Regions from separate parts of the Homo sapiens genome. Here region 2 is linked to region 1. The links are chromatin contacts, found by Hi-C in ENCODE. All regions are on one chromosome and are shown on one strand. Each heading gives the region's core, a stretch centred on a gene start or an enhancer-like site at or near the end of the contact. The rest is flanking DNA. Distances are from core to core; before and after follow the strand shown.

Evidence for each region. Hi-C counts contacts between places; a loop is a spot of excess contacts on that map. Pooled maps may share reads with other maps.
Region 2: a loop to region 1 is called in a map with no recorded cell type, with 8 times the contacts of the local background. The contact joins two enhancer-like sites. A Hi-C loop is called at or near these places in 4 of 37 single-sample maps with no recorded cell type and 4 of 50 pooled maps.

Annotation. Positions count from the first base shown.
Region 1 is chr18:55,262,198-55,267,603 of GRCh38, reverse strand. All of the region lies in intron 11 of TCF4 (transcription factor 4), which reads left to right. Among named protein-coding and RNA genes, the nearest start is that of LINC01929, 140 kb to the right of the region's middle. RefSeq lists enhancers at 733-842, 3,185-3,464. Within about 2 kb of position 1,528, at least 4 of the 41 ENCODE cell types and tissues checked have a DNase peak (open chromatin) inside an H3K27ac peak, as active enhancers do.
Region 2 is chr18:57,831,659-57,837,175 of GRCh38, reverse strand. No RefSeq gene overlaps it. Among named protein-coding and RNA genes, the nearest start is that of ATP8B1, 31 kb to the right of the region's middle. RefSeq lists enhancers at 3,308-3,357, 3,398-3,487, 3,528-3,727 and a silencer at 4,105-4,399. Within about 2 kb of position 3,640, at least 6 of the 41 ENCODE cell types and tissues checked have a DNase peak (open chromatin) inside an H3K27ac peak, as active enhancers do.

The DNA.
Region 1 (5,406 bases), core at 279-2,778:
CATTCTAGAATGTTTTTCTTTAAAATAATATGTTCACCAATTGCGTACGTGAAAATGCAGAGGAAAATTTAAGCATAATAAGCCTTAGTATTGCGTGATGTCTGAGTGGCCCATGTTTTTTCACACTTAAGTTCTCTTAGGCTTTGGTTTGATTTTTTGAGTGTGGTAGAAGTCAGTGATGGCAGCGTGTCTGTATAACAAGAAGAGAAGCTTTCTCTTCTGATGTTAGTGATACTACCCTAACAAACAGTATGGATTAATAGGATACATCTGCAGACTTTTGAAAATATTTGGCATATACTCACTCATTCTGAAACGCAGGAAGTAAAGAAATATTACGTTGCCTGTATCTCAAAGAACAAACAGAGCTAATTAAATAATTGGCAAATAGGGAACACATAGCCTGACACATGTTTGAGATTACACACGATTCTGTAGAAAATGACTGTAAGCAATACTAATGCCTTAAGAATGGGGTTCGAGCACTAACACATGGACATCACATTTTTCACGTTTTCCTGGTAAAAAGTTGCAAGACAGTGCAGTCTTTTCATACATGGTGTTGATGTCTTAGGAAGCTGCTTTTTCAGTTCAGAAGAGGGCTGCTGCCCTTCGTCTCAGTGTCATGTTATAATATGTCTTTCTGGTGGTCAGCAGTTGTCCTGAACTGACACTAGAACAACGCAGTGCATGTGGGGTGAGATACAAGCTCTAGAACTCTCGGAAGGGAACCTCTCTGTAACCACATTCCCTTTCTTCTTCTGTTCTCTGCATCTCAAAGGTGGAAGATGCCCACTGAGGTTTGCTGTTTGTTTGGCTTGGGGGAGTGACCAGGTGTTTCTTGTTTTGTTTTCTTTTGCCCTATAATACCCAATATCATTTTTTGAGAAATCCATAAGAAGGATAAAGCTTACTTGGATTACATTAATGAGAGATTTTTTTTTTTTCATGACACATTCATCCATGGATTTTCAAGAGAATTGTAGAACAAGGTATTTTACTCATTGCATACAGTCCACTACTTTTCTCAAGCCTTGCTGGCAAACTCTGGAGATCATATTAGACCTTTCTGAATTGAAAAGGTCATCTAATTAGCCCTCCAATTAGAGGAATATAATGTATGGGACACAGCATGGATTCACAGTAGTTCAGCTGGTGGCGCACCCAGTTAAGGAAAGAAGCTGTCAGGGGTCTTTGGGAGTTACCAGCATCAGCACCTTCTACTCAGTTCTTCAAACTTTTTCAATGTTATGCCACTGGGTATTCTCAGAAGCAGTGCAGTTCAGTGCCTCTGCATCTGAGCATACATACGGAGGAGGAAGTGTAGTAAGTTATTAGATACCAGCTATAGAGAATAGGAATGTCTGCAGGATATTAACCATACACATTTGGTTAGCCACATACTTCCTTCCTATTTGCAATAATATCCAGTAGCCCTTCCTGATGGAAAGAAGTAAGAGGACCTCCTACCATAGCACAGACCACTGAGACTGCTCAAGGGTGAGAATGCGTCGTCTCCCCATTGGGACATACCATCTGTATACATTCACAGGGTGTGACCCTTTGTGGTTTGAGGCTACACACACTCCCTTGCCCTCAGAGAGAACTGGTCATATAACTAACATAATGGTTATAATAACTATTATTGTTTTATTAGTCTTTAACTGGCCTGCATTCTAATACGTGGTCTTTTCCACGTTTTTAAACCTCAAACCAAACAGGGTTGAAGGAACAGACTACCAAGATTGATTTAATACACCATATGCTAAAGATTACCCTGGAATATCTATCTGGTTCATGAATTAATCTGGCTTAGAACTTTAACTTCGAATGACATGTTAGTATGTGGCTTGTCTAGTAGAAACATTATGTCCTTTTCTCTTTGAGGACTTGGTTTCACAGTAATTTTATTATTAGAGTAGTCACATAATGTTCACTTTATATTTTACAAGAATATTGAGCCTTGAAGTAGTCAGGCGATGAACAAGCACAGAGCATAAGAGTAATAAGAATTGTATCCAGCAATGTGAAGGCATCTTAGTTACCAAGACCACCAGCAGAGAACAATAAACTAGTTTGATTTAAATCTCCTCCATTTCCTGTGCACGATCAGGAAGCCCAACTTCCCCCTGAATTCCTAGGAATCCCTCCTGTTAAAAAATAGTGCATTGTAGTCTATATACTTGCGTTTGTATTTTAAAATGGTTGTAGTAGGAGTGCTGGAAATGTTCCTTCTTTTTGTCATCTTTATAGATAAGCACATGGCATTGTTATGCTGTTTCTAATGGTTTAATAACACGAGGGTCACTCGGACACAGTTTAGAAAAACCTACTTTGAAAGCAGTCATCTTCTCTCAGGCAAACACAGTGTGAATTGTGCTGCTTATTCTTTTGATGCCTTCATGATGTTCCCAGCCTTAGATGATGGGTGTGCATTAAAGGGGCAACACATTTTCCAAATTCTGATTTTTAGTAGTTGATCCCAAGGCACCACTCATCCCAGTGTTTTGTTGAGGGTGTGTTCTAATGGGAATGAACATTTCCCCAAAGCTGAGGCTGAGACAGAGGGTGGTCTAGCATGTAACCCAAGATACAAAACCTTTCTTTCTGCTTCATCTTCTAGCCAGCAACACCACCTGTGTTCAAGCCATCTGAACAATACTTGGGTGGCAGGCAGTGTCGAAGCCTCCTACAAAAATTACAGTTCCTCTTAATAACTGCTCATCTTCCATTCATATTTGTATGTTACAGCTCTACTTAGGGACTGATTATATTTCTCTTGGGCAAGATAAATTGATTAGAGCCAAAATTAGAAATCGATAAAGTCTTTACCAAGCAAATGCATTAGTTTTCATCTTTCTGTTACATGGACATTTTGATCATCTCTAATATGAATTGACAAAAATCTTGGGCCTCAAAGAGTAATCAAGTCCTGTTACATCAAACCCACATTTTCAGCTTTAATGTATCTTGCTAAACATGGCCCACTTCTCAATGCAAAAAAAAAAAAAAAATTCTGCCACTTGAGAATTAAAATATATTTCTTTTCCAGTTATACCCTTTGTTATATCTGTCACACAAATAAAAAGAGAAATCTGTAAGAGAAAGACTCATGTAGCTTAACATGTTCAGGCAATCTAGAAAATGTAGCTTCTCCAGTGTTTCCTGGACCAGAACAAAAGGCATTCCAAGTGAAAGGGCAAACTGGCCCCAGTAAACTGCTTTGAAATTTAAGCCCTTGGGTTTGGCACTCCAGCTGTTGCAAGGTAAAATCGCTTCATGTTAAAAAATAGTCTGTTCTTATCAGTGGTTTCCATGGGTAGCCTTTGTAGTTTTCTGAAATATTTTCATGACGCGATGAGGTAAGAAGTTGATTCTATTTTTAATTCTATTTCCTGAGTCATAATATCTCCCTGCATAAAACAGGCACTGATAGAATGTTTAGTTAGAAAGGTGTAGTTCTAAAGAAATCAGATTGGTCATAATATCTTGCCTCTTCTAACGTGTGATTTTTGGGGCGTATATATTTAGTTTTTAAATGCTCCTAAAATATTTGTATTGGTTTTCAATACTTTGTTTAGTTTCATAAAAATATATATATTATTTGTAATCTTCATTTTAAAGTTGTTTAAAGGAAGAATTAATCTTTTGAAAGCCACTACTGTAGCAGATATTATCTGTAGTGAAGCAATATCTTGTTCTTTTTTGGCTTAGGTTCTTTGTTAGATAATGTGATTTTTCCAATGTAGCTCTGAACTTTTTGTGAAAATCTATATTCAAATCAAGCAGATATCACAGATTATTTTGACTGATAGATCTAATTTTTAGGTATATAATAATGAAAAGAAATATCGCTTCTAGGAAAAAAAAAAAGATAAGTACCCCCAAATACCATGGTAATACATACTGAAAAAAGGTTAGTATCATCTATATTTCACATCATTATTATTTTCTCTTTAGAATGGTTTTTAGGTTTGTTTGTTGTTCTTGTTGTTTGAGGCAGAGTTTTGATCCTGTTGCCCAGGCTAGAGTGCAATGGCGCAATCTCAATCTCGGCTCACTGCAACCTCCGCCTCCCAGGTTCAAGCGATTCTCCTGCCTTAGCCAGGCATAGTGGTGCATGCCTGCAATCCATGTTTTTAGTTTTTAAAGGACTCCTTAATGCAGAAATTCTTCTCATTTTCACACTAGATATAATTTGTTGTATTTTATCTTATATTAAATATTTTTAATACTCTTGATATCTGAGCTGCTCCCAGTGGTCCAATTGTATGATGTCAGACCCTCATTTCAAAGAACTTGCTTATACAATACCTATCATGAGTACTAATGACTCATGTATTTTAATATCATAACTTTGTGATATGGAAGTTTATTTTGTCACGAGATAATTGTGTTCTTCTTATCATGTGCCAGATTTCTTTCAGTATTTTAGCAATTAACAAATAAATATGGGTGTGGGTTTTGTAAACCAAATAAAGTATATATCAAAACATTATCGGCTGGGCACCGTGACTCAGTCCTGTAATCCCAGCACTTTGGGAGGCCAAGGTGGGTGGTTCATGAAGTCAGGAGTTCGAGACCAGCCTGACCAACATGGTGAAACCCTGTCTCTACTAAAAATACGAAAATTACTTGGCGTGGTGGCGTGTGCCTGTAATCCTAGCTACTCAGGAGGCTGAGGCAGGAGAATTGCTTGAACCCGGAAGGCAGAGGTTGCAGTGAGCCGAGATTGTGCCACTGCACTCCAGCCTGGGCAACAGAACAAGACTCCATCTCAAAACAAAAAAGAAAACTCATCTGACAAACTCAACATATAAATATATGAAAATAACAAGCATAAATTAGCTATGCTAAGCAGAGGTCAGGAGAATTAAATTATGACCTGGAAAAGCCATAGAATTGGACCACTGAAGATCCGACCCCACTACTGCATTTTACAAGTGTGGAAGGTGATGACAACACATTTGTAAGAAAGAAGGCTCTCTTAGTTCAAGAATGGGGCTGGAAAGTCTTTGAAATTATATACCTGTTTAATGAAGTTTTGCTTGGATTCATTGGGTGATTTAACCTTTCCTTTTCTTATTTCACAAAATAGTGAAAAACAATCTTCCCTCAGAACTTTAATAGGTTTTATTTAGATACTATGTCTATTTGCTAATGTTGAGGCTTTAGTAAATACAACATACCCCAAGTGCTAGGCATTCTGTTAATACTGAAGACCACAAGAATCCTGGAAATCCCATTTTATCACTTAGTTCTAAAGGCAAGATACCTTCCAATGATACATGTTAAAGAAAGCTGGCTTTGAATTGTATACTGTAATATATGTCTTTTATTATTCACAATACTCTTTGTTCTTCTCTTTTGTAGATAAAAATACCAGTGTTTAAGGCAGTAGAGATA
Region 2 (5,517 bases), core at 2,391-4,890, 2.6 Mb before region 1:
ATTATTAACATGTATACCTCGTGTAGTATACAGGGAGATACCCAGAGAAATTGGTAAATTTCAAAGAGGTGGCTTTGAACTCACACTTAAATGCCATGTCTGCTGAAACAAAAAGAAGGGTGTAGGGAAAGTTGATTATGCTCAGGAAAAACTGGCAAATAAGAGTAAGATTTGTTATGGAGATTTAAGTCAGTGCCTTCTCCATCAATAAAGGATAACTGTCTCCAGTGACTTAGAGTCATCCTGTCCTCCTGGGGTAATGTGGATGATAAGGTAACTTCCACTCTGTTTTCAGAGCTTCTCCTGTGGTTGCAGTTTCCCAAAATAATCAGCTCAAAATAGAGAGGGGAGAGGAGAGAAAGAGAAGGAGAGTTATCATAAGGAATTGGCTTATGTGATTGTGGAGGCCGAGAAGTCCCACCATCTGCCATCTGCAAGCTGGCAGCTGGGGAAAGCCAGGGGTATCATTCAATCTGAGTCCAAAGGCCTGAGAACCAGGGGAGCTGATGATGTAAACTGCAGTCTGAGGGAAGGAGAGAGTGATATTCCAGCTCAAGTCATCTGGCAGAAAAGAAGGACCAAATTCAGGGCTGGGCGAGGTGGCTCACGCCTGTAATCCCAGCACTTTAGGGGGCCGAGGCAAGTGGATCACTTGAGCTCAGGAGTTTGAGACCAGCCTGGCCAATATGGTGAAACCCCATCTCTACTAAAAATACAAAAATTAGCTGGGCATGGTGGCATGTGCCTGTAATCCCAGCTATTTGGGAGGCTGAGGCGGGAGAATCGCTTGAACCTGGGAGGCAGAGGTTGCAGTGAGTTAAGATCGCACCACTGCACTCCAGCCCGGGTGACAGAGTGAGACTCTGTCTCCAAAAAAAAAAGGCCAAATTCTCCCTTCCTCTGCCTTAAAGCCCTCAACAGCCCATTGAGGAGGGTGATCCACTCATAGACAGAATTGGAAATGACGTTTTGCCAAGTATCTGGGAACCCCATGACCCAGTCAAGATGAAACATAAAATTAACCATCACAAATGCTAATGATCAGATATAAAACGGGAAGTGGGGTAGGGAGTACTTAGAGGTGGGGGGCAACAGTTGTCACTGCAAACAGGATGGTCAGGGAACCTGGCCTGAGACAGTAACATGTAGATCTGAAGGAGAGAGTAGGGGGCTTGAGAAGGGAAGTAACTCACCCATGACCCTCACCCTTATCCACTAACTCCTAACTCTGTGTTCTCTCCCTGATGATAGCTGGTTGTTTTATTTTCATAAAGTCGTGAGATGTTAGAGATGGAAGTGACCACTGGGGATGGCCATAAGTTTCACTGAAGATCCTAAGTCTATTAAACAAAAAATTGAATTTTTGTGGCAACTCACATTGATAGTGGTGGCTTTCTGGAGCATGGCATAGAGCAAGATCCAGAGGTTAGGTCTGGGTTCAGAGCAAAAAGTGACATTTTCCCCAAGTTCAGCAGGAGGATGGTCACATTAGACAGTCGGTGGCCCATTCCTCTTCTAGAGTGACCCTCCCATTACACGATGAGGACATAGGCAGCTGGAGTGTAACAGACAGGAAGTGGCTGGATTTTCAAAATGGTCTTTAGCATGAACACTTTTATGCCTTCACTGTCTCCATTATTGACTAAAGGAAAGTAAAAGAAATGGAGGAGGCCGGGCGCGGTGGCTCACACCTGTAATCCCAGCACTTTGGGAGGCCAAGGTGGGTGGGTCACCTGATGTCAAGAGTTCGAGACCAGCCTGGCCAACATGGTGAAACCTTATCTCTACTAAAAATACAAAAAATTAGCTGGGCCTGGTGGCAAGCGCCTGTAATCCCAGCTACTTGAGAGGCTGAGGCAGGAGAATAGCTTGAACCCAGGAGGCAGACGTTGCAGAGAGCCGAGATTGAGCCATTGCACTCCAGCCTAGGCGACAGAGTGAGACTCCGTCTCAAAAAAAAAAAAAAAAAAAAAAAAAGAAAAAGAAAAAAGAAAAAGAAATGGAGGACTCCACTCTTGGTTACAATGAAAAGAGTCCCCGCCTCCCAAACTTGCAGTTTCTCTCAGGCAACCATTTTATTCCAGGGCTTGGCCAGGTCTCCAGAAATGTTATTTTTCTCTTCTTCTTTGTGGATTCAGCCCAGGGAGGAAAGGTATAATTGCAACCCCACACCCACAAAGATGCTCCTTGGACTTGGATAAAAGAGCACAAGACACCGTTTTTATCACTTAACCCGGTAAAAGAAGATACCTACACAGATCACCAGGACCACACAGTAGGAACAGAGGCCCCCCTTCCCTTGTGCTGCCCAAGTTCCTAGAGGGATCTGAATGAAGCAACTGTTTAACTAATGCAACCATGTTTAAAGTTCCCAAGGGATCCACACTCTTTAAATGATGCATAAATTGAGTCATTTTGTAAAATACAGTACCTTGATTTATTTGCTTAGTAGCTTTTAGTTTGTCTACTAGGTTTCTCTAAAGAAGAATACAAATGTATTTAGGCATAAATTGTTTTCAATCATTTTCTTGGTGTCTACATTACCCTCCATGTAATATATTAGGGGTTCCTAAGCCACAAATGGTATGATTGAAGGTATAAAAACTTGAAGCTCATTGCAACCTTAAACTCCTGGGCTCAAGCAATCCTCCTGCCTCAGCCTCCCAAGCAGCTGGGACTACAGGTGGGTGTCACCATGCCCAGCTAATTTTTAAAATTTTTTGTAGGAGGCCTTGCTATGTTGCTCAGGCTGGTCTTGAACTCCTGGCCTCAAGTGATCCTCCCACCTTGACCTCCCAAAGTGCTGGGATTACAGGCATGAGCCACCGTGCCCAGCCCCCATCTCTTTTTAATACACTAGAATTATGAAATGACAGCAGAAAGAATTCACCTTCTAGTTAGCAGTTGGATCAAACAAGTAAAATAATTTGAAGATGAGCAAAAGGAACCTTGTTATTTTTGACTTAAATGTTCTTGAGAACAAAAATGATGATGCCAGGCTTCAGAAGATGGCCCCTTAAGGGTTTAATGGTTGAAAATCATCCTCACTTTCCTACCCCTTTCAACACACACACACACACACACACACACACACACGCACGCAGTGTTGGGCTCAGTGACACCACATAACAATAGCAACAGGCTTAAGGACAGTGCAAGCACAGGTGCATCAGGCTACTGTCGGGAGAAGGGAAACTAGAATATGCACCGAGAATAAAAAATGGCTTGGGTGAGTCATCAAACAACCCTGTCAAAAAGCAGGATGTCTGATTTCACAGCCTCCATTGCTCCCTCCAACACCACATGGAACATGAACTCCAAACTGATAAAGTCTCAGGCAGGTCAATCACCTTCTACTCAGCCCCAGTGTGAAAGAGGAGGGACTCATATGGAAAAGCCTGCTCTAAACACAGGCTTATCTGTGTTGCAAGATGATGAAACATTACAGACTTAGGGAATTCATTCTCAGGTGAGAATTCAGTAACTGGCACTGGGGGTTGTAAAATATACTGGCCATGAGTCCCTTAGGTAGTCGAAGGATAAGACGACCAAAGTCTAACCTGAGCCGATGTTACTGACGTGAGTGTCAGTACATGCATCTGAATCTTACTCTGTCAATTTTCAAGAAAGGAAATGAAAGTAAAAGCATTTGTCACTTGAGGAATTTCTCTGTATGCATGATTATCATTTGTTGCATTTCTCACATATTTAAAGTTGCTTTTGAGCCAAGCTATGAAGTGAGTAAAACTTGACTTTTGTTTCTTGATTCCTTATTTTCTCGCCTCATATTTTTTTTTCTTTTGACAGTTAAATTAGTTAGGATACTAGTTTCACTCCTACTACAGAGAGAGTGGCCCCAAATAATACTGATTTAAGTGAGATGAAGGTTTATTTCTCTGACACAAAAAAGTCCAAGCTAGTATGCCGCTACCAGTCATACCAGGAATAGTTTTAGGGACTCAAATGCTTACCTAGTTACTTTGCAATCTGCAACATATGCTTTTTTCATCTTCTCTTGGTGCAACATGGCTGCTCCTGATCCTGCCAATTCATCTGTATTCCCTCCTGCAGAAAGAAAAGAACGGGCACGGGGCATGACTTGAAAGTTGCATGTATCACTTCTGCTCAAGCTCCATTGGCCAGAATGTAGTCCTACACCCACACCAAACTGCAAGGGAGAGATATTTTAAAGCACAGAGTGGTGATTTGGGTTCAGAATGAAGACCCTGAGTGATTTGGAAAAGGCTACATCTGTTCACTATGTGATAAGTTGGTGATTAATTCAAGGCTATACTGAGGAGGAGAGCCAGGAGGCCTGAGTGCACCAAAAAGATGCTGACAGATTCAGTGGTGATAGGAAGTGACCTAGGGCCTGGAGAGAAACTAGGGGACTCCCAGGAAAGCTGGCTTGTGGTGATATAGGAGGTAAAAAGGAATTACTTAGGGAGATAGCAAGGGCATGGGAGTCCTTGGTAGGGCTTTCCTTTTAATGAAAAGCAGCCCCAAATAATTTTCTAACAAAGAGCAGCTGATAAAAGTTGAGCTGCAGACATAGACAAGCAAGCTGGCAGCTTGCTGCACAGATGAATGCCAGCAGGAACTAAGGACTAGACCTTTTCAAGATGGTGGCTCCATCTTGCCTTCTCTGCCAGCCACGTGTACGGTAAGAAGCAGATAATATGGCCCCCATCAACTGGAAAGTCCATTTGCATAAGAAGATTAGGGTAGGGCGACAAGCCTTCCCAGAGAGCTTTGTAAATGTCATACATGATGGAACCAATCTGTGAGGCCTAGTAAATCAGACAACACCTCCTCAAACTGGACTATAAAACTCGGTGCGTTCTCCACCAGCTGGTCCTTTCTGCTCAGAGACTCCTTCTGAGAGGTGAAGCCAGCTGGACTTCCTGGGTCGAGTGGGGACTTGGAGAACTTTTCTGTCTTAGAAGAGGATTGTAAAATGCACCAATCAGCATTCTGTAGCTAGTAAGAGGATTGTAAAATACACCAATCAGTGCTCTGTAAAAATGCACCAATCAGCACTCTGTAGTGAGCAAGAGGATTGTAAAATGCACCAATCAGTGCTCTGTAAAATGCAACCATCGGCAGGAGTCTAAAAGTAGGCAATCGCGGGGAGGATTGAAAAAAGGGCACTCTGACAGGACAGAAACAGAACATGGGAGGGGACAAATAAGGGAATAAAAGCTGGCCACCCCCCAGCCAGCAGCAGTAACCCGCCTCGGGTCCCCATCAACGCTGTGGATGCTTTGTTCTTTAGCTCTTCACAATAAATCTTGCTGCTGTTCACTCTTTGGGTCCGTGCCATCTTCAAGAGTTCTAACACTGCAAAGGTCCATGGCTCCATTCTTGAAGTCAGCGAGACCACAAACCCACTGGCAGGAACCAACTCCAGACACACTTCCTTTAAGAGGAAGCTGTTTTTCTTTCTCTTCTCTTCTAACTGTTAAACCTCCACCCCTAAACTCCTCCTGTGTGTCTGTGTCCTAAATTACTCTGGTA